Linked DNA regions of Mus musculus: regions 1, 2, 3, 4, 6 and 7 are each linked to region 5. The links are chromatin loops, found by intact Hi-C in ENCODE. Cell type or tissue: left cerebral cortex. All regions are shown on one strand.

What was found. Peaks named below come from ENCODE experiments on the same cell type or tissue, not always from the same donor. Only the 100,000 strongest peaks of a DNase experiment are listed, where the experiment ranks them.
Region 1: it touches region 5 in a loop (6-fold over the local background); 32 of 42 quality-filtered maps call a loop at or near these places.
Region 2: a loop joins it to region 5, with 4 times the contacts of the local background. A loop is called at or near these places in 32 of 42 quality-filtered maps.
Region 3: a loop joins it to region 5, with 4 times the contacts of the local background. A loop is called at or near these places in 21 of 42 quality-filtered maps.
Region 4: it touches region 5 in a loop (1.9-fold over the local background); 4 of 42 quality-filtered maps call a loop at or near these places.
Region 6: it touches region 5 in a loop (2.6-fold over the local background); 12 of 42 quality-filtered maps call a loop at or near these places.
Region 7: it touches region 5 in a loop (5-fold over the local background); 25 of 42 quality-filtered maps call a loop at or near these places.

The regions. Positions count from the first base shown.
Region 1 is chr15:103,180,458-103,184,457 of GRCm38, forward strand. No RefSeq gene overlaps it. Among named protein-coding and RNA genes, the nearest start is that of Smug1, 19 kb to the left of the region's middle. In left cerebral cortex, CTCF peaks have their summits at 1,860 (motif pointing right), 2,086, 2,925 and 3,684 (motif pointing left); DNase peaks (open chromatin) are centred at 1,895, 2,922 and 3,608; H3K4me3 peaks cover 315 bases.
Region 2 is chr15:103,194,516-103,198,515 of GRCm38, forward strand. Cbx5 (chromobox 5) reads right to left here. Exons shown (of 5, transcript NM_001076789.2): 5 at 1-4,000. Among named protein-coding and RNA genes, the nearest start is that of Smug1, 33 kb to the left of the region's middle. In left cerebral cortex, a CTCF peak has its summit at 2,167 (motif pointing left); a DNase peak (open chromatin) is centred at 2,495.
Region 3 is chr15:103,247,066-103,251,065 of GRCm38, forward strand. It overlaps Nfe2 (nuclear factor, erythroid derived 2), which reads right to left. Exons shown (of 3, transcript NM_008685.3): 2 at 3,864-4,000; 3 at 1,147-2,383. The coding sequence starts at 3,977. The coding sequence ends at 1,376. Among named protein-coding and RNA genes, the nearest start is that of Nfe2, 6.4 kb to the right of the region's middle. In left cerebral cortex, a CTCF peak has its summit at 3,306 (motif pointing right); DNase peaks (open chromatin) are centred at 1,538 and 3,337.
Region 4 is chr15:102,740,429-102,744,428 of GRCm38, forward strand. It overlaps a transcript of Gm36560 not described here. Among named protein-coding and RNA genes, the nearest start is that of Cistr, 4.5 kb to the right of the region's middle. In left cerebral cortex, a CTCF peak has its summit at 2,382 (motif pointing left); DNase peaks (open chromatin) are centred at 2,369, 2,896 and 3,683; H3K27ac peaks cover 1,470 bases.
Region 5 is chr15:103,305,390-103,309,389 of GRCm38, forward strand. It overlaps Gpr84 (G protein-coupled receptor 84), which reads right to left. Exons shown (of 2, transcript NM_030720.2): 2 at 2,846-4,000. The coding sequence ends at 3,069. Among named protein-coding and RNA genes, the nearest start is that of Gpr84, 3.0 kb to the right of the region's middle. In left cerebral cortex, CTCF peaks have their summits at 1,950 (motif pointing left), 2,150 and 3,205; a DNase peak (open chromatin) is centred at 1,934; H3K4me3 peaks cover 690 bases; H3K27ac peaks cover 1,617 bases.
Region 6 is chr15:103,203,719-103,207,718 of GRCm38, forward strand. It overlaps Cbx5 (chromobox 5), which reads right to left. Exons shown (of 5, transcript NM_001076789.2): 3 at 1,774-1,960. Among named protein-coding and RNA genes, the nearest start is that of Cbx5, 34 kb to the right of the region's middle. In left cerebral cortex, a CTCF peak has its summit at 1,622 (motif pointing right); a DNase peak (open chromatin) is centred at 1,632.
Region 7 is chr15:102,990,697-102,994,696 of GRCm38, forward strand. It overlaps Hoxc8 (homeobox C8), which reads left to right. Exons shown (of 2, transcript NM_010466.2): 1 at 1-519; 2 at 1,867-3,558. The coding sequence starts at 84. The coding sequence ends at 2,159. Among named protein-coding and RNA genes, the nearest start is that of Hoxc8, 2.2 kb to the left of the region's middle. In left cerebral cortex, no CTCF peak of the experiment used is centred here; no DNase peak of the experiment used is centred here.

The DNA.
Region 1 (4,000 bases), 120 kb before region 5:
ACATTGAATTAAGGGCCAAACTTGGAGCTAATACAATCACTCATTTCATATTTCAATGACCAGTAGGGACTGCAGCTGTAGAGACATCTGGCATATGTTGCTGTCTCCCCAGCCCATCTCTATACCCAGTTTCACTTCCTTTCACCTGTGTATATGGTCCTACCCCCACATGACCTCAGACAACCAAGAGAGAGGGCAAAGGGATTCAGGCAGACCCTGTTCTAGTGTCCACATCAATGCCTAGGTGTGAGGGTGAAGGGGAGAGAGAGATGGGACACCATGAATCTCCCCAAATTTCCTAAGACTGGAGAAGGTATACAGGCTGGCAGACCTTACAACCATGACCTGATTCTCCATTGCCCCCACCCCCAACTAATTGCTATTCATAGGACACAGCTGGGTGATTAATGGCCTGATTAATAATTACTCAGGCTAATAAAATAATTAATTAATTTGGCAAGCCATTATTTATCTGGCTGTCCTCAACCTGAAACTCAGAAACTAGGAGTTAGGGAATCTCCCTCCAGGCTCTTTCAAAAATATAATCTTTAACAGAGTGGGTGGAGATGTCTCTCTCCATCCCAAGACCCTTCCCAAGTGGGAGAGGAAAGGACTGGGGTTTCTGAGGATACAGACAGAACTTAGAGATGAACCCATAGCAACCTCAAACCCATGGAGGGGCTGACTCGAGGCTGGGGACTTTTAAGAAAGGCTGGAATGTTGCATCTGAGCACCCAGGTTTAGGGAATTTTTTTTTGTTTGCATTCTCTCCAGCAACTTGATTGATGACACCATTCTCAACAAACGATCTTTATCTCTCCTCTTGTCTCCCAAATTTATGATTTTGCCCCCAAGCCCCAGCTTAGGTGAGTGAGGAGTAGGTTAGACCCAAGAAGTACCGGGGAGTCCTCAGTACTCTCCAGGGAGTAAGTGCCCTCCATCTGTATCTAGGCTCTGCAGCTCCCTCCCTTAGATTTGGGTTCCCAGTAAAACCAAAGAAACAGGGGGACAGCTGATCTCTTGAGAGTCCAGAGTCTACTCCAGGAGTGGTTTGTCCCATTGTCTTATAGGCAGGTAGAGGTCAGTCTAGGCCTAGGGGCACACGTGAGTCCTTGTGTGCTTCAGTGGGAGAGATTAGGTGGGCTCCCAGCAACACTAAGTGTGCTTAAGAACTCCATCTTGTTCTAGATGGAAGCATGGAAAACAGGATAATAATTAGATCACGCCTAGGATAAAAGCCTCCACAAGAGAGATGCTTCTAAAGTTCACGTAGCCTAGGGTGGTGGTGTGTGCCCATAATTCCAGCGCTAAGGAGTTGGAGGCAGGAGTATCAAATAAAGGCCAGACTCTGTTATAGGCAAGCTGGACTCTCTATGGGAAGGAAAAACTCAGTTTGGACATTTGAAGTGTACGTTAAGGATTGAGCAGGAACCTGCTAGTGAAGATTGCAAGCCATTGCCAAGGCTGTTGAGGAGCAGGACAAGTGTGGACATGGGCAAAGCCAAGGTGGCCGGAGGAGCGTCCTTTCCTGTGAGTACTTTGGAGATAGGGAGAGGCCCATACTGATTTGTGTGTTCAGAAGACAGTTCTGGCAAATGGGGAAGAGCACTGGTACTTTGGAGCTTGGCTAGGAGACCCTGGGAACAGGCTGGACTCCGGGCCTCCACAGTGGACATGAAAGATCCCTCTGAGGTCTGGGGATTCCCACTCTGCTGGTCTTGAGTCGCTGCAGAACTGCGTGGGATCGTTGTTCTTAAATCTTCCCACACCTCTGAAGGATGGAGAGGAGCCAGGCCTGCCTTAGGGTCGGATAGCGTCTATGGGGTCCACCGGCGGCCTGCAGTGGAGGCAGCGCCGCTGCCAGCAGAGGGAGCGCGCGAGACGTGCCGGAGCAGGGCCTCGCTCTCGCGGGCGCCCCCTGCCGGACACCTGAGCCTCTCCCCCCCACCTTACCTCCCCCCCACACACACACACCCGGTGTCAACCGCGGGGACGGGTCTTGGGGGACTTAAACTCCCTACTGTGTGCTTCCAAATTGCGACCACCCAGGGCGACTTGGGCACTGGAAAGAGCGAGGCGAGGCAGGTCCTGCAGACAGTCTCGCCCCGGAACCCACCGGGCCAGCCTGGAGCGGGGGTGGGGCGCGGGGCCACCCGGGCGTCCCAGTGGGCGGCCACGATGTGAGCACCTGGTCCGACCCGCCGCCGCTTCCGGGGGTGAAGGGCGACTCATTCCACCTGAGCTTCCTTCCATTGCCTCCCCCTCCCACCCACCCCGCCCCGCCCCGCCCCCCCCCCCCTCGCCGCAGCATTTTTCACACCTCCTCTCCCTACCAGTTTCTAGTTATGAGGGGGTTTCAGGTTACAGTCCTCATTTTCAGTCCTTCTCCCTGAGCATCCAGGTTTGACTACTTTGGGGAAGTCCTTCTTGGTGTCTAACCACCATCCCTCTTACTGCATCTACAGCCAAATCTGCCAAGTTACAGCCTCACTGGAGAAAGTGAGTGCCTTAATTTTCTTCCCACTCTTGCTTACAATTCCGTTCCCCTATACAAAAAACTGTCCCCGCCACTCTATCTTGCATTCCGTTCGCCTTTTGTCATCCAGGCCATCCAACGCTGCTTCTGATGGTCTCCCTCCACCCCCATTCTAATTTCCTATCTCTCCGCCTCGCTAGCTGTGCCATACCCAATCCCCAAGAGCTGGACTGGTGGAGAGCCTCAGTTTCCCTGGGAGGGCGCTTAGTATGTGGCTCCCTCCCCGCCCTCCTACTAAGCGTGATTTGGGGTGTGGGGATGGGGGATGGAGGTCGTAAGCTGCTTGCGGAGAGGTGCTCGGTGGGAAGCCTGAGCCGAGTCTTAAGAGTCCCGCATCCCGCCCGCACCAGCGTGGGGCGCACGAGTTCCCATTCTTAGCTCAAGGAAGACCCCGTGTGGCCGTTGTAGGTGGCGCAGAAGAGGGAGAGCGCCCAGGCGCCGGACCGGATTCCGGGGTTCTAGCCTAGGGTAGGGACTTATTCCTCAGCAGTGCCTTGGAATCCTTCAGCCTGTTCACACACACTCAAAAACACAGCAACCTGGACTTGTAGAATGGTTTCGCCAAACCACAAGGAAAAGTAACGTACTAACAGCAGCAAGTGTGATTGTGGTTAGACTTCTGGAAGGACTTCAGATAGGGAAGCAGGGAGACGGATATTAATGAAGGAATGGAGGAGGGCAAATGGTTTGGTCCTGGGAAGAGAGGATTCTGAGGCTGGGGTGAGTGTGGTATCGTCACAGCGAGCCTCACATGCCTGTTCATTAAGGAACTACGCTCAGCTGACAGGTGGGTAGGGAAATTTCTCCATGCCAGGGGGCCTGCTCTTTGCCTGTGCCTTATGCAGGATGAGTGTGTGGGAGCCCAGGAAATGGTCACCCAGCAAGCGGGACTGGGACCATGCACAGCCCACCCTAAGTCTTTTGAAGCAGGAATTGTGACAGCGCCGCGCTCGCTCCCCAACCAAGGCGCCATGTCATTTGCACACATTTGCATATCCAGCTGTGCTCGGCTGCCTTTGGCTGCATGCCTTCATTTGGCAGTGGGTGGGCTGCACGCAGGGCGAGTGAGACCCATGGAGCGGGCCACCTCTGTGCTTGACCGCTGTCGCCGGCTCGCGCCACCTTCTGGGCATCTCTTTGCATCCTCCAGCCGCAGACCGAGGTCCACAACCGGGATTAGACACCACCACCTCCTAGTCTTCCAGGACCACTTAGACTCCTTCCTAGTCCAACCTTCCTGAAGGACTGGTGAAGTCTGGTATCCTGCTGAAATGCAGTGTATGTGATTGGGGTGCCCCAAAACTCTGGAAACTCCCCGAATTTCAGGCAAAGATTATGATGTATGCTCTGGTTAAGAACATCCTTCGACTTCTGCCAGCAGCTCCATGTAGCTTGATCTCTTACATCTGGGCCAGGCTTGTGCCCACTGGCCTTCTGTCAGAGGACTGCAGCCTCTGGACTGCC
Region 2 (4,000 bases), 110 kb before region 5:
TAGGTTTTGATCTATTGTGACATTAATGATCACAATCAGTTGACTTTGAAATTGTCTGTAATTAATGACTCCTTCCTTGTCAGCTTTTGCCTCCAGAGCAGGATCTGCCCTTCCTTCACCACTGTGTTTTAACTCCTTCTCTCACTGACCTCAGAGACAAACAGCATTGGTGAACCACTTTTTCCCATAAAACAAGACTTTAAAACATATTTCTGACAGGAGCAATAAGAGATGATGTTAGGTGAAATGGGGGCCAAGAGGAAAGGCAAGAGAATAAACTGTCACTGAACAGGAGAGATCCCATTTTAGACAACGACCAAAGTCAAGCTTCATGCTCAAGTGGCAATGACAGAAGTAACTACAAAAAATGAGACGAGGTAGATTAAAATTCAAAATATTCAGTACAAGCAAAAAACAAACAAGAAACTTCACATTTTAACCTTCTAAAGCAGTTGATTTCTGAGAATTCTGATTTCTATAGTCAATTATCCAAGTAGAGCTAAGATCTTTATCTTGTGCTCTCAAAAGTCAGAATGAGAACCTGAAAACCAGACTGTTTCTTATCTGGGAGGGGCGTCATGCACAATGAGGAGCCAGAACACATTATTCCTGTGGAAGGTTTTGATATAAGAGACACAGGAGCTGCTTGCTCCCCAAAGGCAGACACTCAGATATTAGCTGACTTCTAAGCTTTTCTCTAACAAAGTCTGTCATTAGATGGTATGTTTTAGGCTTTAAAGCCAGACTAATGTTGATTTCTCCAAAAGGGTGAGAAATTGAACAGTGTGAGCAACTTGCTAAAATGCCCATTAAGAAGAAATATACAAACAGACCCATAACACCACCACATACAATGAGATCTTCAGACAATACAAAGTCATGAATACTTTGGCAGTCTAAACAAGATGGTTCTTATGCTCACGTATCTGCACTCTTGGTAATGACCACATTTCTAGCTTTATTTTCTGCAATATTCCACATGGCCAGTTAACTCAGTTCATCCAAGACAACAGGTCTTTCCCACAGATAAACCAGTTAATGGCACCCTCCTATTGCAGATCCTCCCCCTCCTCCCGTGAGAACCCAGTGCTTTGCTTCATGTATTCTCCACCAGCACTCAACCACTGAGCTAACTGCCCACTAAAGGCTCATGCTTCTGTATACCTGTTGCTGCCCCAGACCAGTAATTTATATACATGTGCAATATTCATTATACAAAACTATAATGATCAACTCATCCCATACCACTATCAAAGTTCTCTAGCAAAGGAGTTTAAACTTTGTATCCTGAGCCAAAATGTTTGTTGAATGAAAACAATATTGATGTATGCTAAAGTGGTAGAAATGTGAACAGCACAGTGTATAATGTTGATGGATCACCCAGTTCACCTCTGCTTTCGTGTAAAGCTAGCAAAACTTGAGCATTAAAGGGTGAAGCCGGCAAGAAACAGCCAGGATTAAACAGAAAAGGGGGGCGGGGCGGGGGAGAAAAAAAAGAAAAAAATTCAACATTAAAAAGATGTTTTGAAGGGTGGGAGGTGGCACCCACTCTTCCAGAGGACCAGGATTTGATTCTCAATACTCACATAGCAGCTCACTCCTATCCCAGAGGATATAAGACCCTCTTCTGGTCTCCTAGGGAACCAGGCATGCATATGGTGCACAGATATACATGCAGGCAGAAATCCCATATACACAATAACTTAATTAAAAAAAAAAAGATTTTGAGCCAGGTATAGTGGCACAAAACTGATACAAACAGATCCTAAGTTCAAGGCCAATCTTTTCTTTTTTTCCTTTCGCAACAGAATCTATACTGGTCTGGCTGGCCTAGAACTCACTATATAGACCAGACTGGCCTCTAATTAAGATTGGTCTACTTCTGCCTCCTAGATGCTGTAATTAAAGGTGTATTACACTATACCTGGCTAACATAGGTAATTTTGAAGGTCCAGTCTCTACAAAAGAAGGAGCCAGATATGGTGACAAACACTTACAATCCTAGAGACTGGGAGATAGAGGCAAGAGATCAAGAATTCAGCTTGGCAGGGCTGGAGAGATGGCACAGCAGTTAAGAGCATTGACTGCTCTTCTAAAGGCCCCCAGTTCAATTCCCAGAAACCACATGGTGGCTCACAACCATCTGTAATGAGATTCAATGCCCTCTTCTGGTATGTCTGAAGACTGCTACAGATGAAAAAAAAAATTCTTTTCAACTTGTCTATACAGCAAGTTGAGGCTAGCCTGGTATCAGAGACTAAGTCTTTAGAACAACAATAAAATGGTGTATGGCGGGGAAGGGGCAGAAAAAGACATCAGTTCAGTGGCACAGCACTTGCCTGGCATGTCTAAGCTCAAGTCCCAGTACCACAAAATTAGTTTTGAAAGAGGATTAACACAGGAGAATATAGTCAAGTGTTTAGGAGTATTTCACCTTTGGTTGTGAACTCTTTAGAGGGAAGATAGCTCTAGGAAACACTTCTGTCCAAGGCTGCAATTCTCCAGCAGAAACAAGCTACTTGGCACAACACATGCTGGAGGCACAGATGGGTGTCTGGCTTCTTTACACTGAGTGTTGAAGATAATACTAGAATCCCGGTTCCCTATTTCTATATATAACCAGGAAAAGTACTAAGAAGAAAACAAGGATGTTTTGGTAATAGTTAACAGAAAACCAATACTCCATGAACTTTTAAGAGAAAAAAATTACAAAGAGCATTAAAACCAGCAGGACACTTTTTCCCTTCATTTTTTGCATTACAAGGCATTAACTCTCAGACTGTATCCTCGGTCCTTTTATTTTTTATCTTGAGTCAGGGTCTCACTAAGTTCCCAAACAGGCCTTGAACATACAGTACCCCTGTATCAGTCTGGGACTGTGTACTTTTTTGTCACCAGGCCAGACTTCTTAGGACTAATCTCATTATTATGGTTTATATTATATAGGACTAAATATCATTGTTATGGTTGCCCAAAGGCTAAGATTTTGCTTTAAAAAATATGGTCACTGCAATGTACATGCCCACTACTCCTGACTACTCAGTGGGTGGTCCTTTCCTCTAGTTGCCAGTCAAGATCCTCAGGAGCTCTGGCTACTTCTGTGCTATTTTCATCTGCCCTAATTACTACTAGCCTTGGTTGCCTGAAGGACAGATCTGCTCTCTAACCATCCTTCATTTCATCAAGTTAAGTACAGACATCGGTCACTTATCCAGCATTTGATATTGCCTCTAACATCTTCAGACAACTACGGACTACAGAGAGAAAAAGCTCACCCATGTGAGGTATGGGTTAGGTGCTATTCTCCCACCACATTACCATTCACAAGTTGTTCCTGGCTGACTTAAGTAAGGCAAAGCTTCACTGTCTGTCTACCATGTCACTGCAGTACAAGCTGCCTTCTCAACGGTGCAGTATAATTGTTGGCATAATTTATTCAAGAACACAGAACTCAAGTAGCAGCTGAGCAGGAAAGCAGTGTTAACAAATGCTGTGAATGGGTCTAGGGTTTGCATATTATCTGGCTCATCTGTGGACTGAAGCACTCCATCCATTCCTCTCATTACTATCAACAACCCGGTGGCTAGATGCTCTGGCCCAGACAGCTTTGCTTTAAAAAAATCAAACGCAACAACAAAAGCAGCTCAGTAGCTGACGAAGTCTGGAATTAAGGCTACTTCAGCGTTTATTCTTTTTCCTCAGCGTTGGAGCTGGGACAAGACTGCTCAGCTCCAAACTCTGTTATTTCCTTACTTTTAGTCCTGATTCTCCAGCTTCCTCAACTATACAAGAAGAAAGAAATGAAGAGAAGATGGGCATTTTTCAGGGGACAAAAAGTAGAATAGGAGCAGAAATAATAGCAAAGCAAGAGTAAACCAAAAAGGAAGTAGTTTGTTGTGAGAGAAGGTTGTGTCAAAAAGTTAATATCAAGACCTGTCGGTTTCTGAGGCCATAATCTTCTATGTTTTTAAAATAAGCTACAACTAAAAATCCTCAGACT
Region 3 (4,000 bases), 58 kb before region 5:
GGTCTTGCTATGTGATCTTGACTGGCCTAAAATCTCCCTGCCTGTACATATTTCAAAGTAAACGGAACGATAAGGCAGATTTTTGGTTTTTTTCAAGACTTTCTCTGTATAGCCCTGGCCTGTAACTCTTTTAGACCAGGCTGGCCTCGAACCCAGAAATCCGCCTGCCTCTGCCTCCCAGGTGCTGGAATTAAAGGTATGCGCCGCCATCACCACCTGGCTGATAAGGTATATTTTGAGTTGGGTGTGCCACACAGCATCCCAATACTTGATAGGAAGATTGGAAGATAAGGTCATTTTCCAGTATACAAGTAGGTGGCCAGCTTGGATTAATGTTGGTGAGTATTCCAGTACCCAGTTAGCTTCAAGGAGACACCTGATCTCCAGGCTCCTTCATGAATATAGTACATTTAGTCACATACTCAAAATTTATAGAGAGGTTGGATTGTGGCACAACATACCTTTCATCCCAGCACTTTGGAGACGGGCAATGGATTTTTTATGAGTTGGAAGCTAACTTACTTGGTCCATCCTGTCACAAAGGTAAGTCTAACGCCAGGCGTGGTGGGACATGCCTTTAATCCCAGCACTTGGCAGGCAGAGGCAGGTGAATTTCTGAGTTTGAGGCCAGTCTGGTCTGCAGAGTGAGTTACAGGACAACCAGGGCTACACAGAGAAACCCTGTCTCAAACTAAAAAAAAAGTACATCTAAAAAGAGTAGAATTGATAGCATCCCCCAAGCACAAGGGCTGGTTTGTGGCCTCTTGGGTTGAGACTAGGTGCAATGCAGAGCTGAATATGTGAATATGGAGCATCACTAAGGTGTAGGTGTAAAATGCTTTTAAATTTAGTGCCTATTCAAACTCATTCCAGAAGGATCTGGCCTCTCAGATGCAAAGTGAGAAACAGGAGAATATCAGGTGGATGCTCCAGAGACCTTCCATAGAGGATACAGCCAACTTTGGTAGCTCTTGGTGTTTAGGAATGGGGGGCAGAGGGAGTGGGGAGTCACCAATGAACTGAAGGCACATTGCTCATGCCCAAATTTTATATATGCTCTAAGTGAGCTTAGGATTTTTTTCCTTCAATATAAACTGATTTCTGAGATAATTTGGCTTCCTAACCCTCAAAGAAGACACAATAGAAAGCTATTTCCACACAGCTCTTTATGAACCAAAGCTTGGACAAGAGGTGGGGTTGAGGACCTGAGAAGCCAACACCTGGCCTCCAGGCAAACCTCACCAAATACTCCCAGGTGATATGGTTACATCTGCCTTTTGGTCTGGAGGACTCTGAGTCTTGTGGGATTAAGAAGTGCCTTCATCAGAAGGGAATGAGGGAGTCTCTAGCACCAGTGTCCACTCTCTAGACCAGCTCAATCTGTAGCCTCCATTTTGGTTCCACGGGGTACCAGAAAGATGGCACCATCAGCAGCCTGTTGCAGTACATATTCCTCTGGTGAGTAACTGTTGCCAGATTCATCCCGAAGATGCTGGAAAATATCATGGTACAGCTCTGCCAGCTGTTGGCGCATGACCTCCAGAGTGCGGTCAGCCTCCCCTCGGGCTCTGAGAAGCCGCTCCCTTTCACTGCTCAGCCGCTCCAGCTCTCGCTCCAGCTGCACAATGGTTTCCAGTTTTCTCTTGCGACAGTTTTGGGCTGCCACCTTGTTCTTGCCCCGTCGACGGATGTCCCGAACTAGAGCCAGCTGGCTCTCCGTTAGCGGATACTGTGCCAACAACTCATTAAAGTCATCTACCGGCAAGTTAACTATCTTGTCCGTAGGGAAAGGAATCTTCATGGCCAGGGCTCGCCGCTCGTCCCGACTCCCTGCCTCCCCACGGACAGCAGGCTTAGCCCGAACTGGACCGGAGGATGACTCTAAGGCCAAGGGTGTCTCAGTGGGTGGAAGAGTATAGTTGGGATGGGCCAAAGAATTGGGCATAAGTGAGTAAGGATACTCCACTGGGTACATGTCCGCGTACTCGCTCCTCCGCCTGCCAGCCTCCATACCCTCTAGCTCAAGAGATTCTGCATCACTGTAGTTGAGGGATAATCCTGAGTCAGATTCTGGGTCTTCTTGGGGCTTGGGTTGCCCCACTGGCAGCCCAATGTCCAGGAGAGCTAAGTGGTCTGGGAGGGGCTCATTGAGCAGGCCTGAAAGGGTAAGTGGCTTTGACACTGGTATGGCTACATTACCATAGGAGTATGGTAGTTCTGGGACATGGGGAGTAGATGCTGGGAGCTCATAAGATGGTGGGGGAAGGGAGAAGCCTGCATCTGGATGAATTGAACAGGGGCAATATGTTGGAGGTGGCAGTGGCCCAGGGTATGGGGTGGGTGCTTGAGGCTCAAAAGATGTCTCACTTGGAACATTTAGACCCTGCAAAGAAAAAAATAAAGAGGATTAAGAAGATCGACTATGTTGGGCAGTGGTGGTAAACACCTTTAATCCCAGCATCTAAAAGACAAATCCAATCTCTGCGTTCTAGGGTAGCCTGCACCATAAAGTAAACTCCAGGACTATATAGAGAAACTCTGTCTGGGAAAAGGAAAGAAAGAAACTGGGTATGGTGGCACACCTTTAATCTCAGTACCCTGGATGCAGAGGCAGCCAGATCTCGGAGTTCAAAGCCACCCTTGGTCTACAGAGTGAATTCCAGGACAGCCAGTACTACTCAAAGAAATCCTGTGTCTCCGGGTGTGGTGGCGCATGCCTTTAATCCCAGCACTCGGGAGGCAGAGGCAGGTGGATTTCTGAGTTCGAGGCCAGCCTGGTCTACAGAGTGAGTTCCAAGACAGCCAGGACTATACAGAGAAACCCTGTCTCTGGGGAAAAAAAAAGAAAGAAAGAAAGGAAGAGAGACAGAGAAAGAAAGAATGAAAGAAAGAAAGAAAGAAAGAAAGAAAGAAAGAAAGAAAGAAAGAAAGAGAAAGAAAGAAAGAAAAAGAAAGAAAGAAAGAAAGAAAGAAAGAAAGAAAGAAAGAAAGAAAGAAAGAAAGAAAGAGAGATAAAGAAAGAAATCCTGTATCGAGAGGAAGAGAGGAAGGGAGGAAGACAGGAAAAAGAAGGAAAAGGGTAGTGAAGAGGAAAAGGCTGTTTAAGCAGGAATAAAAGTCACTGTTGAAACCTCAGAAGACAACCTCACATTGAACTGGTTACAAAGTCTCCTCAAGCCAAATGGCTCCTGTTCCGTTATTTTCTTCAGGAAGACAAGGTCATTATTATCCAAGATGGACTCTCAGAACCCTTTTCTGCTGTGGCTATCTAGAGTCAAAGGGTCAAGTTCAGGACTTTGCCATTCCCTGGGTGCCCAGCAGAGGGAGCCAGTGTGTGGAGGGAGGGTCTAAGGGCAGATCCTGAGGTGGAAGCAGGCACAGAGCCCAAGCTGAGGGTTCACTCTCTGTCCAGTCCCAGGTGCAGTGAGGAGGAGAACACATATTACAAACAAGGCCCCCAACTTACTTAGTGGAGCTATCCTGCTCAAGCCTAGCTGAGGACAAAGGCACCATTGTTAGACCAACAGACACCCCTTTGTCCTACATTCAGGAGGAGAGGACCCCAGCACAGTCTATCTCCCCTTTCTGAGGCCCTTTAACTAAGGCTCTGCTACCTGGAGAAAAAGAGTTTGTTGCTAAGGACGAGGAGTGGTAATGAGGGAAGATGGACAGAGCTGGAAGAGAATCGGATCAGATGAGAAGATAAAAGGGAGGAGTAGAGCAGAGAATGGTAGAGAGAGATGTAAGCAGAGCAGCTGGACAGAAGCCTACAACCCCAGCCAGAGTCTTCCCTTCCCCCTGGTGTTCCTCATTGCCCCCCTACTCTCTGCTTCTGGCCAGGCAAGAGCCCACCCCCTACTCACCTGCAGCTCAGTAATGGACATGATCTCTTGCCAAGTCAGTTCCATCTCTCCAAGCTCCCCAACAGGCAGCTGTGATAACCTGTTCCTGTTCTGCTGAGGAGGACACGGGGGCATCCTACTGTGCCAGCTGATGGCCC
Region 4 (4,000 bases), 560 kb before region 5:
TTGCATATTCTGTTCTTTACTGGGGATGGGATCCAGGGCTTTTGCACACGTTTCCAGACTAGGCAGCCTCACTAAACAACTTGGGCTGACCATGAACTCCTGAGGCTCAGGCAGGCCTAGAACTTGTGATTCTCCTGCACCACAAGACCCAACTTTGCACATATGTTTCAAAGCTTTGATGGTGCCCTGTCAGCGAGTGTCCCATCTTCTTCAGTCCCCCTTCTCTCTACATACTTGGCTCAACAAGTCTTTTCAGAAATCTTAGTTCTATAGTCTTCTTCCTTTGACTTAGGCTGATCTGGGAAGTCCTCTCTGTGATCAAACTTTAATCTTTTCTTTTTTTTAATCTTCTTTCTTTTTTTTTTTTTTTTTTTTTTTTTTTTTTTTTTTTTGGTCAGGACTGAAAAGGGAGAAGGACCCATATAGAATCACGGTGGAAAGACAGTGATTCCCATTTTTCCTCCTCTGCCTGAATAGATCTTTGGAGATGATGCAGATGGGGAGGAAAAAGGCCCACTTCCTTAGAGGCTTTGAGATTCACAGGTGCTAGGGAAAAGAAACCCCTGAGTTATGCTTGACACATTGCTACCCCTTCTATACAGCGGGGTGGGGAGGTGCTTGTCTGATTTCTTTCTCATCTCAGAGTCCTTTGCTCTATCAGAATCCCAGGCCCTGGAGCTCCCACAGTGACTCTTGATTTTTTTCAGTGCCAACCCTCCAGGGCCTAGTCTCCTTCCTGGAAAACCAAGATTGCCAGAGTCCTCCCAACCACCAACTCTCCTTCTCCTGGTACTCCTTGGAAATCCTGGTCCAGTGGTTTGGCTCTGCAGACCTCTCTGCAAAATATGAGTCTTCTCTATGAGATATAGGGGGATCCTTCCTTCCATGGCAGGGAAATCTTCCCTTGGAGCTGAAGTTCTCTGCTGCACCATTTGCTGCTGCTGCTGGCCTTCCTGAGCTAAATTAAAAAGCAATGTTCTGTGCGTGGCTCCAGCCCTGTGGAGCTTGACTCTAGGAAAAAGACAATTACCAGCCCCTGCATCTCCCTCTTGTCTGGCCGCCTTATAATTTCTTTCTGTGGCTGCCTGGTATGCAACATTTATGTTTTTAATAACACCAGAATGGTTTTGACCTTGGGAATTCATAGTAGAATGGGGCATTGTGAGCTGCCCCAACGTGACCAAGATCAGTGTGTCTCAGACCCTCTCAGGATGGAGGCTCTGGGGTACCCTAGATTCTGGGGAGATGCATAGGGACAGATGGGGGTTGTGGGGGCAGAATCTGAGAAACTAGAGTGGACCCAGAGACACACGGGGATAGGCAGAATGAGGGTTTTGAAAGGTCGGGTGTACTCCCTCCCCAAGGAAAGTACCAAGTACCAAGTACCAAAAAAAAAGTACCAAGTGTGGTGCTGTGGGCATGTATGGGCAGAAGCCATTCACACACAAGCTCCTTTCTCTTTACCACTGGAAGCTTGGAGGGCTAGCCAGAAGAACTTCCCAGTAGAGGGTATGGACACCAGGAAGGGGCCTTTTCTCCCCTCCTGTCAGATTTCCTTCCTGGGGACAGCAAGGAGGGAGGGGACTAGAGAGTGGGGGACATGGCAAGGAGTGGGAGAGAGCCTTCTCAGAAAGACAGCTGGGTCCTTGTGGAGAAAGACCAAGTACAGCACTTGAACAGGGTTTCCTTGCATTTTCCAAGAGCCCTGGAGACAATGAAAAGCCACTCAATGAAAGAAAGGATTCCTGTGCAAAGCAGAAAGTAGAAAGGCAGGGAGGGCAGAGAGGTAAGTCTTACCCAGCCAGTGTTAGCAGCTTGCATCTCTGTGCCCGGGCCAATAGTCCTGTAAGCATGAGTTAAACAGGTTAATGGAAGATAGTGTCTTTGGTTCTGACTTTTCAAAGTCACCAGGAACTGTAGAGTATGGGTTTAATTCTGGAGTAGTGGCTGGCACCACGTGGGAAAAACCTGAGCTCCCCGCGTCCCCCCCCCCCCCGCCCCCAATCAAGAAAACCTGAGTTCTAGTTTCTGCTTGGACTCTAGGGCGTGCCATTCTTTGACCTGGGGTGTCATTTGCTGCACCCTGAGCCACAGGGTCTTTCTATGTTAGTGGTTCTAGGGCTAGGAGGGGTTGGGGAGGGGTTGGTGGTTAAAAGAAGTTGCTGAAGGAGGTGATGGTAGCTCAAGGTCTGGGGAATCTGAGAAGACGTGCTGGTGGACACGGGTGCAAAGAGGTTTTCTCGGATTCAGAAATTCAAGTTTAGTGCCTCAAGTCTGGGACCACATAGCAGGGTGACCTGGCCTCCTCATGCAGGGAGCCCTGTTCTCTGCCGCCCTCCGGTGGCCGTTTGGATCTTCTCATGTGGCTGCTGAGGCTTCAACTCCGCAGAGCTGCCTCCATCGCCCCCTGGTGGAAATTTCATACATTACAAGAAGCAATCTTGACTTTCTAATTGCGTTTGTGTTTTCCTAGATCCTGGAGGCATCCATGGCCTTTCTGAAGCTAGAAGTCCTGTCTCAAATATGACCTCCCACACTTTTACCCTAACATCGACTTGCACCGTGGAGAAAAAGGATTAAAAATGAGCGGGGAGGGGGAGTAGGCATCTCTTCTTTCTTCAGGTTCACACTTCCCTGGTTGTCAGTTTCCTAGGTGAGGATTTTCAAAGATGTCAGGGTCTGGTGACATTTTCAAAGAACATGGATCTGAAGCATGGAGCCTGTTACAGCTTTCTCCAAGGGGCACCTGAGTTCAGTCTGTCACCATCCACAGAGAGACGGATTGGCAGGCGCTGGAAGGCAAGAGACAGGGATGATGGAGGGAGATGGCGTCTTTGACAGATGCTGACAGGGCTCGTTATTTGCTAGCTCTGGATCTCTCCCACCCACAACGCTGCCCTTGGTCTCCCCCTCAGACTCAGTGCTCATTACAGACTGGAGAGAGCCCTGTGGGCAGGCAACTCTGGAGGCGCAGTGGCTGCTGCTGAGCAGTGCCTGGCTGACTGCGGTTGAAGCTGGGGTTTCATAATGACTGCGATGTTTGAAGGGGAAAATCTCCCCAGACCAATCCTGAGATACTGGGGGTGGAAAGAAAGTGAATTCACTGAACCAGGCACTAGTTTGAGTGCCTACTGTGTACAGGAGCAGTTCATATGTTTCTTGAAGGGGGGGGGCAAAAAGGGGGCAGACCCCACATTTACTGCTTCTTTTCTTGTATGCTTTTTAAGACACCAAGCTAGCCTCAAAACTGAGGATGCTCTTGGATTTCTGATCCTTTTGCCTCCACTCTCAGAATGTTGGGGTAGCAGGTTTAACTCCTGCTCCTTTTCTGTTTCATCTCCTTGCCAGATAGCTGGGGTGCAGAGTTTTGATCCTCAGGTACTTTTCTGTTCTTCACTCCCATCCCCAAGAGTAAGCACCTTTACTGGGCTTCTCACCTCTCTGCCTGGGTGCCGGGTGTGTGTGTATGGAGCACGGGGCTTGGGTGCTCCTAGTGTCTCTCCCATAGAGGAACTGAGGTTATGGGGGCAAGTCACATTACCATAAAGGCCCATGGAGCAGGCAGGGAGAGGACAGACATTTGGAATGGTAGAGAAGGTTTGGGGAGGAGCCGTGTGCTGCAGTCAGAGCCGGTGCTGCATTCTAATCAGCGCTGCGGAGGCTGCGCAGCGGCCGTCAATCATCCACACAAAGGGCCGCCCGCCCCCTTCCCCCTCTCAGGCCTGCGCACCAGCCTTCCCACTCCATCCTCAGAACGTCTGGGCAGTGCTAAGAGGCTGGGGTTGGGGGGAGCAGACCCGCCAACAGGAGGGACCCACGATACACCCAGTAAATTCAAGCAGAAACTCACAGAGTGGGGCCATTACCAAGCTGGGTGGGTCCTAGCACCCTGGAGGCTGAAGAGAGAAAGAGAGAGACAAAGGGACAGACGTGGAAGGGGAGAAATGGAGGAGAGAGGCCAGAAATAGCGGGAACTAAGACTGACACAAAGCTAGGTGCA
Region 5 (4,000 bases):
CGGCCAATGAGAGACTCTGGGCTGACCATAAATCTGTCTGCAGGAGACAGCGAAAGAGAGAGAGTGTGCTGCGAGCGGGCAGGCGGGGCCGTGGGGGAGGCGCGAATCGGGGACCCTCGGGCGGGCGCGGGCGCGGGCGCGGGCGGGTGGCGCGGGCAGGCGAGAGACTGCAGTCTGCTCGAGAGACGCCCAAATGGAGAGGGACAAAGACAGGCTTCGACAGGGCGCGGGCTCCCGCGGGTGACTGACAAAGATAGTGGTGGGTGTACAGGCATTGACTGGGTCCCATCCTAACACTCACGCCCCAAGAGAGAATACCCCAGAAAGCCTCGCTTTCCGTTTTCTTTCTTCCAGCTCAGCCTTTATTGAAATTAGGAACGGAGATGTGTGCAGAGGGTGAAGGGTGAGAAAGCAGCTTGCTTGCTAAATTTCTGTCCTTCGGTTTTGGGACTCTTGTGTCCTCTGAGTCATTCCCCAGCCCCCCAACCCTCCCGCAATTGAAGATTAGGAAGCCACTCTGATGTCTAACTGCAATCCCTATCGCTGTTCCCTCTACTCTGAGGAAGATTTTGAATTGCCTTCAAGGAATGTGAAAAAAGAACCCTTTTACAAGCCTTCAGAGAGTTGTCAACCTTCAAGATCTTGGAAGGACTGAATGGGAAGGACTTTTAGGGTTTGCCTGATCATATGACCTAGCTTCAGCAACGCAGCTGTTTTGTAGTGGTTAGTCTTTATTGCTGGTAACAGCTCTGGTTAGACTTTGCCCTCAAACCACAGTTTATCACTTACTAGCCCTTTGACTTTGAACAAATTAACCTGTTAGTATTTGTTTTCCCATTTGTAAGAAAGTATAATTGATTGTCATGGGAATTTTATGCCTACATGAAACATCTTTGCAGAATTTAGCACTACAAAGAGTGTCCCCTACTCTCAGCTTTCTACAGATCATGAAACTTGAAGCCTAGAGTGGTCCAGAGGTCTCAAGTTCATGGAAGTGTCACTCGGGTCTTTGGCCTAGCCTCAGCTGCACAGTCCCAGGTTGCACCTGGCCTGTCTGAATCCCGTCTCTGTAGCCTCAGCTTGCTATTTGTTTGTGGGCCGTGAAGAACATCTAGAAACACGGGCTCTGGATTAGCAAGATAGACTACTGGTCCTCATTGGGGTTGGGGGTGGAGGGGGTGGAGTTGAACTGTCTTTTTGTTGGTGTTGTTGTTTGTTTGTTTTTTTTTTTGAGACAGGGTTTCTCTGTGTATCCCTGGCTGTCCTGGAACTCACTCTGTAGACCAGGCTGGCCTCGAACTCTGAAATCCACCTGCCTCTGCCTCCCAAGTGCTGGGATTAAAGGCATGTGCCACCACTGCCCAGCCGGAGTGTCTTTTTATTTTGTCTTTTTATTTTCATTTCAATTCTTCAAGATTTTGTTGTTTCAAACCAGGCATTTGGGGATAGGAAGAGGCCGTATGCAGCGGGGCATCTTGTCAACCAACCCAGCTCAAACATCCCATTCTCAGTGGTCTCTTGGTGCTCACCCAGTACCCTGTCCCACCTTAGATAAAGGTAGAGGCTCTACTACTTCAGCATGATGACTCATACACAGTCCCCCCACCTCCCTTTTTTTTCTGGATCCTGAAGAAGGAAGACCAAGTATTCAAGGCCAGCATCAGCTACATAGTGATAGCCTGTTTCAAATGAAATTAAAAGAAAACCAATGGTTTCAGCAAGGATTACATGCCTGTAAATTTGCACTCTGAGGTCTGAGGCTGTAGGGCCATGAGCTCCACATGGTAAAATTATCAAAAAACAAAACATCCTTCCTCAGTCTTCATTTTCTAGTATTCAAGTATGCTGATTCAAATCCTGGGCCTCCACCCCTGGTCAGGGATCTTGCTGGCACTTACAATACTCAACCGGAAGTAAAAAAGGAAGCACAGGGAAACAGCGCCACCTGGTGGTCTTTGTGCTTTCAGGCCGTATTTACAGAATGGTGGTGCTTGAGAAGTCAGGGGTGTGCCCTGTGGGGCTTTCTTCAGCCCGTAGAGGAAAAATGGAGGAAGAGAGCCTCCAGGTACAGCGGCCACCCGCTAAGCTTGGTTCCATTTCCCCGGAGCACAGGCTCCACCTTGACTATCCCCTTGTATGGGGTGCAGTGGGCAGGATTCACTGCAAGGGTATAACCTGTAGTGTTGAATAAACCTCCTGGCCTGGATGGAGGATTTTGGCAGTAGTGGTGAGCAGTTAAGGGCTGTTTTATTAAGGAAAAAGGCACACACCTGTAATTACTCTGTGGCTCTCGTTGCAGGACGATCTTGAATTTGAGGGCAAATTGGGCTACATATGATGATGTCTCAAAGGAAAAATAAAAGGGAGAGAGAAAGCTAATTCTCTATCTGGAACCCTGTCAGTCACAGGCTACATCTATCCCTGGATAGCTGCTCTCTAAATGGCTTTGACACAGGTCACCCCAAATCTCAACTACTAAATTCCAGTTCTGACTCTGGCCTAAATCCTCCTTTCTCACGTAACCACTCCTGGACGTTAAAAGCATTCAATGCGGAGTTAGGGAAGTAGGCTTCGAAGTGCATATTATGCAAATATAGAATCTGTGTCTGTATCTCCAACATTTATGTAAAAATTGGTCAAGGCAGTGCATGACTGTAATCCTAGCATTAGGGAGGTCGTGTCAGTAGGGTCACTCGCTGGAGCTTGCTGGCCAGTCAATCTAGTCAAATTTTGGAGCCCCAGAAATACTGTTGCAAAAACTAAGATGGAAATAAACCGAGGAAGAACACACACACACACACACACACACACACACACACAAAAGCATGCACGCAAGCGCCAAGTGTGAGGGGGGGATGCAATGTCTTTATTAATAATTAACCACACTCCTTGGGTCACACAGGGTTGACACACTGATTCCTGAATGGGAAAGTGGTGTACCTCTATACCACTGAGGTTGTCTGTGAAATACCCAAGGACTGAAGGGCTCCTGTCCTGTCCTCTGCAGGCCACTCTGGTTCCGGATGTTTGGCCTGTCCTGGTGAATGGACTACTAGCTTTAAATAGCTTTAATGGAACCGGCGGAAACTCTGTGGCCCGCGTTTCAGGATGGAGCCATACGCGTGGCGAAACTGGCGGTTCATGGCTGCATAGAGCACAGGGTTGATGCAGCTGTTGAGCCAGGTGAGGTTGGCAGCCACCATGTGCACTACTCGTGGAGCACGGCCCCTGGCGTCCAGAATGTTGAGCAACAGGAAGGGGATGTAGCTGAGGGCGAAGCAGAGGAACACTGCGAAGCACATACGGGTCACCTTCCCGAACTCTGATGGGGCATCTGTGGCTCTGCGAGCTCCTGCAGTTTCCCGGGGCTTGCGATGCACTTCTGGAAGGCTTCTCTCTGCGATCTGTTGAGCTGCCTTTCTAATGCCCTGGCCCCCAGCTTCTGACGAATCACCTTCCAGGGTCTGCGTGGTCGCAGCACTGACTGGCTCAGATGAAATCCCCTCGCTGGGCCCTCTTGAGGCAACCCCGCTGTCTAGCTCCTGGAAGTGGCCAGGCATGGCTTCTTGTGTCCCAGCCACCTGATGAGAGCGGATGCTGGCCTGATGCAGCCCGTATTGGTCCAGTGCTCGAGCCGCACGCTTCACTTGCCGGTGGATGAGGCAGTAGAAGACGCCCACGCTGCTGAGCCCAAGCACAAAGTAGATGCCCATGAGGATGGTGGTGTAAGGCCGGCCTCGCATGCGGTCAAAGCTGCAGGTGCAGACAACTGGCACCAAGACAAAAACATTCCAGAGGGGGGCAAAGCTGGTCACCCCCACAACCCAGCTGCCCACCAGTGCCAGCACGATCCCCTTGGCACTGAAAACCTGGGGAAAGAGCTTAGGGTGGGCAATGAGGAGGTAGCGTCCTAGAGCAATGAGACAGAGGGTGAGGATGGAGACAGAATTGGAAGTAAAGAGGAGGAGTCCAAATATTCTACAGAAGACCGCGCCGGTAC
Region 6 (4,000 bases), 100 kb before region 5:
CTAAGCATAGCAGAGGTAAAGAGGGAATCAGAGCCGGGTGCTCTATGGGCTTGTGCTTATATTATATTACATTGTAAGTACACAGGCTTTATAACCCTGAAATAAATGGGAAGAGGGAACGCTACAGCAAAGATGCAAAAGAAAAAACGGGGCAATATGTTGTTTATGTTTTTACCTTCAATCTAAAAATCAGGTAAAAGCAACAAATCAAACCAAACTTCATAATTAAGTTTCCAAATTAAACAATAAACACACAAAAGATGAAAATTATTTTCTTCTTTGGGGTATATAGCTAGAATAAAAATTAGTGGAAATAGTCAGGTATGGTGCTATTTAGGTACATGCCTAAAACCCACCAATCAGGAGCCTAAGGCAGAAGTGGAAGCTCCAAGCTAGCCAGAAATATATTGTGAGTTCAGAGTCAGACAAGTTATAAAGCATGACCTTTGCCTCTAAACAACAGAGAGTCTGGGATTCTCAGTTCGGTTGGCAGAATTCTCATCTAATATGCAGCAAGTTCTGAGTCCAATCCCTAGCACAGCATAAAACAATACCACAGGCCGACCATCTCAGTACTTGGGAGGTTAAGGTAGGAGCACTAGTTCAAAGTAATCCTCAGCCATACTCAAAATGTGAGGCCAGACTTAAGACACTTGGGGCACTGTCTCAAATATCAACAACAGAAACAATAACAAACAAAAAACTAAGAAAAAAAATAAATGCTATGGATGGGAAGACAGACTGATCCCTGAGGCCCATTAGCCAGCCAATGTGTATCAATGAACACAAGAAAGACATCTGGCCGGGCGGTGGTGGCACACGCCTTTAATCCCAGCACTCGGGAAGCAGAGGCAGGTGGATTTCTGAGTTCGAGGCCAGCCTGGTCTACAAAGTGAGTTCCAGGACAGCCAGGGCTACACAGAAAAACCCTGTCTCAAAAAAACCAAACCAAAACAAACAAACAAAAAGAAAGACATCTGACTTTGATCTCTAGTCTGCACATACATATGAATGTGTACATATGCATACATGCACATACACATACTAACAAATATGTAAACTAAACACATAATATCACACAAAAAATAAGATATAGGATGAAAAATAATGTTATTGGAACAAAAGACAACATAGAGTAAAACAGTAAACATTTCAGTGTTTTTCTTTTTTTTTTTTAGTGTTAGTTATTATTAGTGTGTTCAGGTGGGCAGGTGAATGTAGAGGTCAAAGAAAGGAGTCAGTTTTATCCTACAATATGAGGGGTAGGATTTGAACTCAGGTTTTCAGGCTTGGCAACAGGTACTTTTACTCCTGAGCCAACTCCTTAGCAACTTTTCTCTCTTTAAAAAGAAGAAAATTAGAAGTGTCTTCGTCTTGGCTCAGTGGCTAAGAGAGATTGCTGCTCTTCTAGAGGTCCTAATTTTGGTTCCCAGCACTCACTTTAGGGAGCTTACAACTACTTGTAACTCTACCTGCAGGGAATCCTACATCTTCTGGCTTCCTTGGGTACCCACACACCAGACACTCACTCATATACATTTCTATTCATGGGAGAGACAAAATAGATTCCATTTCATATGAATTTTCACACTTTAAATACAATTACCACTACTAGTTCTCACTCAGCCAGAAGGGGTCACTGTAGCTAATCAACACACTTCCCTGCAAGCTTTTGTTTAACAATATACCTTAAGGTCCATCCTTAGAAGAGAAAACCTAAACCCCGTTTGCACAGCAGGAGCAAGAGGACAGTGACAGGAGCAGGAAGCTCACCTCTCTCTTTTTTTTAGATTTAATATCATCAGCGCTGTTGGAGAAACTGGATTTCCTCTTGTTTCCTTCTGATTTCTCCCTGGGCTTATTGTTTTCACCCTCCTTCATCTTCTTATACTTTTTCATAAACTCAGAAATTAGTTCAGGACAATCCAAGTTCTTCTCAGGTTCCCAAGTATTGTGCTCCCTGGACAAAAATAAAGACAAAAGGAAAGAATGAGGGATAGGATAATGCCCTGTTTTCACCCACTTCCCATCTCGGCAGAACTGGCGAGTGTTTGCAAACTACATCCTTAGCTTAGCTGTTTTCATTGCGAAGGGTTGTTGTAAGGAGGACATGTGAGGGAAGGACAGGAAATCTATACTTAGGGTATAGTTCAATGGTAAGGCGCTAGCATATGCAGTGCCATAGGCTTGAGCTGCAGCTCTGCAGAGAAAAAGAAATCCAACAAATTTAATCTTCAATATTCACAGAAGAGACGTGGGAAAAAGTATGTTCATAAAAGTCATGTAAAGAACTATTATAGCAGCAGTATTTTTTTCAGGACTGAGGATCAAACCCTAAACCAGGATTTTATATCTGCTCCACCACAGAGAGTACAGCCCTATAGCAACATTTTAGTAGCCAAACCCTAAAACAAACCTGAACAGTCACCAACTGATGAATGGATGAACAAAAATATGATGCAACTGTATAATGGAATAGTATTAAGCAACAAAAAGAAACAAAATACATTGAGAAAAATCTCAAAAACAGTATACTGAGTTTGTAAGAAAACATACGCTTTCTTTCTGTTTCCGTTTCTCTGACATACCCTGGCAAGATATATTTTAGATTAAACTGAAGAAATGTTCTGTAATGGACACACAGTAACAAGCCAGACCAATCTCAGCGTTCAAAGCTAGTCTGGTCTACAGAATAGTTTCCAGAACAGCCAGAGCTACAAGGAGAGAAACCTTGTCTCAAAAATACAAGACAATGCTGGGCATGGTGGCGCACACCTTTAATTCCAGCACTTGGGAGGCAGAGGCAGGCAGATTTCTGAGTTCGAGGCCAGCCTGGTCTACAAAGTGAGTTCCAGGACAGCCAGGGCTATACAGAGAAACCCTGTCTCGAAAAACCAAACTAAACCAAACAAAACAGAACAAAACAAAACGAAAAACAAGACAAGCTGGGTAGGTAGTGCACGCCTTTAATCCCAGCACTTGAGAGGCAGAGGCAGGTGGATTTCTGAGTTCAAGGCCAGCTTGGTCTACAGACCCTGTCTCGAAAAAACAAAACAAACAACAACAAATAAGACAAAACCCTTGTCTCAAAGAACAAAACAAGAAACATCACATTGTACAATTTCAATGGATATGGGTGGCTCTTTTACTATTTTTTATTTTTTTGAGAGTGAGTGCGGTCCTAAACCTCATTCTGTGGACTGAACCCAAACTCAAGATACCTGCCTGCCTCTGCTTACCAAATGCTGGGGTTAAAAGCCAGTGTTGGGACTAAAGGCATGTGCCACCACTGCCTAGAGTAGTTGACTCTTAAGGCACATAAATTATAGTTTAATAAACCCATTTAAAACTACCAATTTGGGGGTTGGAGAGATGATTCAGTAGTTAAGAGTGCTTGTTATTCTTGCAGAGGACCTGAACATGGGTAATTCCAATTCCAGTGAATCTAATGCCCTCTGGCCTCCACAGGTACCTGCAAAGTATTCATACTACCCGCCCTCCCCAGACACAGACAAACACTCACACAATTAGCAGGTGGTGGTAGTCACCTTTAATCCCAACAAGGGAGAGGCCAGCCTGATCTACAGATCAAGTTCCATGGCAGCCAGGATCACAAAGAGAAACTGCCTTTTTTTTTTTGGTTTTTCAAGACAGGGTCTCTGTGTAGCCCTGGCTGTCCTGGAACTCACTCTGTAGACCAGAATGGCCTTGAACTCAGAAATCCACCGGCTTCTGACTCCCAAGTCAGAATACTGGGATTAAAGGCATGTGCCACCACTGCCCAACTGCCGTTTTTTGTTTTGTTTTGTTTTGTTTTGTTTTGTTTGGTTTTTCAAGACAGGGTTTCCTCTGTGTAGCCCTGGCTGTCCTGGCACTCACTTTGTAGACCAGGCTGTCCTTGAACTCAGAAATCCACCTGCCTCTGCCTCCCTAGTGCTGGGATTAAAGGGCGCCACCACGCCCGGCTCCAACTGCCTTTTTAAAAACAAAACAAAAACAC
Region 7 (4,000 bases), 310 kb before region 5:
CCCGGGGGGAGGGGAGTTTCGGGGATACCCGGCGGGGGAGCGTGATCCAAGGGGAGGGGGCCGCGGGTTTTCATGTACCCAGCATGAGCTCCTACTTCGTCAACCCCCTGTTTTCCAAATACAAAGGCGGCGAGTCCCTGGAACCGGCCTATTACGACTGCCGGTTCCCTCAGAGCGTGGGCAGAAGCCATGCGCTGGTGTACGGGCCCGGCGGCTCCGCGCCCGGTTTCCAGCACGCCTCGCACCACGTCCAAGACTTCTTCCACCACGGCACCTCCGGCATCTCCAACTCGGGCTACCAGCAGAACCCATGCTCGCTGAGCTGCCACGGAGACGCCTCCAAATTCTATGGCTACGAGGCGCTCCCCAGACAGTCCCTTTATGGGGCTCAGCAAGAGGCGAGCGTGGTGCAATATCCCGACTGTAAATCCTCCGCCAACACTAACAGTAGCGAAGGACAAGGCCACTTAAATCAGAACTCGTCTCCCAGCCTCATGTTTCCATGGATGAGACCCCACGGTGAGAAGCCTTTTCTCTTTCCCCCTTGGTCTCCCGCGCTCCGGGGTCTTCCCCCCTCCCTCGCCTCCTTTTTGTCTGCCCTAGCTCGCTTTCCTTCCTGGCTTTGGGGGTCTCTCCCACTCCACTCCCGTGCCTGGGTGGGTTCCTGGGAGATTGAAAGGCTTGGCTGGGGGTGGAGCGTGGGGTGCCTGAGACATTGTGCTTGTTGGGGTGAAGGTGGGGGAAAGGTGACTTGTGGGTGCAAAGGGTTAAAAATCGTTTTCTCTATTCCTTCTGTCTCTCCTTCTTCCCATCTGTAAAGCCAAAGTTGGGGAGATGGCTGGCAAGGACACCCTAAGTAAACTGAGGTTATCAGTCTTTGGGGTTGGTAGCCAGTTTTCCCAAAGACATTTCCCAACGCCAGCCATCCCAAGACAGTGACCAGACTGTTGGGTGAAAAGGAGACCCTTTGCTATCTCCCCCTAGTCAGGGAGAGGGGCAAGACCTCCCCTCTCCCAAGGACAAGCATTCTGCCTCTCTAGGATTGTCACTTCTTCCCCTCAGAGAAGCAGCCTGAAGGCCACTACCCCAACTTTTCTGTACTTCCTCCAATTGAAGAGAAGACTGAAAGCCCGAGAAGAGGAAAATGATTGCTCAAAAGGAGAGAGGGGTCATACCAAGTAGGGGCCTCTGAGATCCAGGGTACTCGAGTCAGGCTACCCGCCAATCAAGAACTATGGAGTCTCTTGGAAAGCTGTTTAGGTCATGAGCCCCTCCAAGGGTGGCCCTTCATGGCCCAATTTCGAAGTACAGGGGGAAGAGATAACGACAAGTTCCGGCAGGGATGGCCCTTGATTTATTTTTGGTCTCCAGTTAGCAATCAGGCAGAGCAGTGATACATTCCAGAAGATCAATTATTTTTCTTATTGGAAAAGCATTAGTCAGAGATCGGCAAGGAGGGGGCAATTGGCACAGCCCCCTCTCCTTTAACCCCAGCCCTTTTCCTTTCTTTTGGAAACAGATTATTTCCCTAGGCCGCCTCACTAAATGCCATTCTGCACTTGTAAACAAAGCTGCAAGGGCTAAGCTGTAGGCCTGAGGGACCCTGATGGCTTCCTTGTCCACCTCAAGCCCTTACTTTTCAGACAACCACGTCCCAGCCCCCACCGTCACCCACCTCCCAAGGTGAAGGAAGTCAAACCAAAACAGCTATGGAAACTTTTCCTGCCCTTGCTTGCCTTCTGCAGTCGGCCTTATCGGCAGGAGGGAGGGAGAACTGGGAATAGCAGAGAGGGAAGTTTGTGGGGCTGTGTTGGGGGGCGGAGCCCCCACCCAGACATAACCAGACTGGGGTTCTGTTCTGTTCAGCTCCTGGGCGGCGCAGCGGTCGACAAACTTACAGCCGGTATCAGACCTTGGAACTAGAGAAGGAGTTTCTCTTTAATCCTTATTTGACCAGAAAGCGCCGGATTGAAGTCTCTCACGCCCTGGGACTGACAGAAAGACAAGTGAAGATTTGGTTCCAGAATCGAAGGATGAAGTGGAAAAAGGAGAACAACAAGGATAAACTGCCTGGGGCCCGAGATGAGGAGAAGGTGGAAGAAGAAGGGAATGAGGAAGAGGAGAAAGAGGAGGAGGAAAAGGAAGAAAATAAGGACTAAGGAAAAAAAGAGAGAGAAAATCAGCCCCCCCCCCAGCAACTCCCTTGAAGTTTCGTTTTATGGTAGCAGATAAATTGAGAAGTTTACGACTGTCATTTGCTTTTATAGAGAATAGAATGACACTCACAACTCTAACTACCTGTCAGATAGTTGCAGCTCTGCTTTTATTACCTTTGGGCTTCCCCCACTCTTTATTTGTCTGGGGGTTGGGAGGGGGAACCTGAGACACAGGGAAAAGTTCTGTTCTACTCCATGCCCAGCATACACTCTCTTGTTCCTGCTCCCACCTTCTGAGCCCTTCCCCATAAAGTCTAACCCTTCACACACACACACACACACACACACACACACACACACACACACACACACACACTTCTCTCCACACTCCCTCTTCACGGTGCTTCTCTGGTATTTATTTTAAAAGGGATTCCCCTGAAGATATAGAAGATGATTCCTGGCTTTGCTTGTATGCTGGGAATTAGAATACTGGATAAACAGTTTTTTTTTAATGAAAAGAAAGAAGGAAAAAAACAGGAAAGGGGGAAATGAAAGGAAAAATTAAAAAGAAATAAAAGATAGCAAAGAAGATTCCCCTCCCCCTCTGAGGCTCTTTCCTTAGAAAAACCCCCTTGACTTTCTCCAGGAATCTGCTGGAAATCAAGGAGATGTGGGTTTCTCTACCCACCTCCTTCCTGAGGGGTCTATTAGAACTGGCAATGGTCTCTGAAATCCTACCTATCCATCCCATAGTCACTTGGGTCCATGCCTTCCTTGCCTTGCCTTTGCTGTTTGATCTTTTGGGCCCCCGGCTTCCTCTGAGCTGTGTTAGTGTTTGTGCTCAGAAGTCACCATAATCATGAAAATAATATACTGATAATAAATCTTTAACATACTACCTAAAGGGAACCTGCAATAATCTTGGGGGAAAAAAAAAAAAGAAAGAAAAATTCCTAATACAGGAGGGAGAAAAAAAAAAAGAAAAAAAAAGAAAAAAAAGAAAAAAGGAAGAAACCTCCAGCGTATTTTATCACTACCTATAGAAAGAAATCCTGCTTTGAGAGTATTTGTAATGCGGTTTTGTTGTTGTTTGTTGCTGCTTCTTTCACTAAGAAAAAAAAAAATCCCAACAACTGAGACTGCCTAGCCCGCCGGTCTTGTGCGCTTTTATTGTGCTTCTAACCCCAGTAGAGTAGAACTAAACTGCACTGAATGTATAGTTACTCTGTCTTGAATTCTCTGTTTATGCAATGTGCTCGAAAGGAAAAAAAAACGTTAAAATATATCTATAATAATAATTTTGGTCATTTGTCTTTATGTCCAGCTATGAATGTAGATTTTGTGTCCTGAAAGCTCTGTTCCTGGTCCAAGTACTTTGTATTGTATACGTGAGTCATAATAAAAAAAAAAGAATTAAAAAGTAGAGCTGGAATGACTTGCTGTTTCTCTATAACTCTTCCCCATTTTCTACTCCTCCCTCTCTTTATTCCCTTTCCCAGCTCTGCAAAAGGCCCCGCACTGATCTTGCTTTGGGTGGTGGAACTTGGAAGTGGGGTGGAGAGGGCAGGCATAGCAGGTAGGGCAGGTGGCTAGTGGGGGGAGGAGGAGGAGGAGGAGGAGGAGGAGGAGGAGGAGGAGGAGGAGGAGGAGGAGGTGAAGAGAACATCTGGAAGGGAGAAGGAAGAAGGGTTACTTACTTACACTAGTCTTAATAACCAATGAGGTTTGTAGGTATTGGGACCTAAGTGGGAAGACAGAACTCATGCTTTAGCTTCCTGGTCTCTGGGCTGGGTCCATATAAAGAGTTGGCCCTATGCTCTTCCTGTGACTATGCCCTTTCTTTC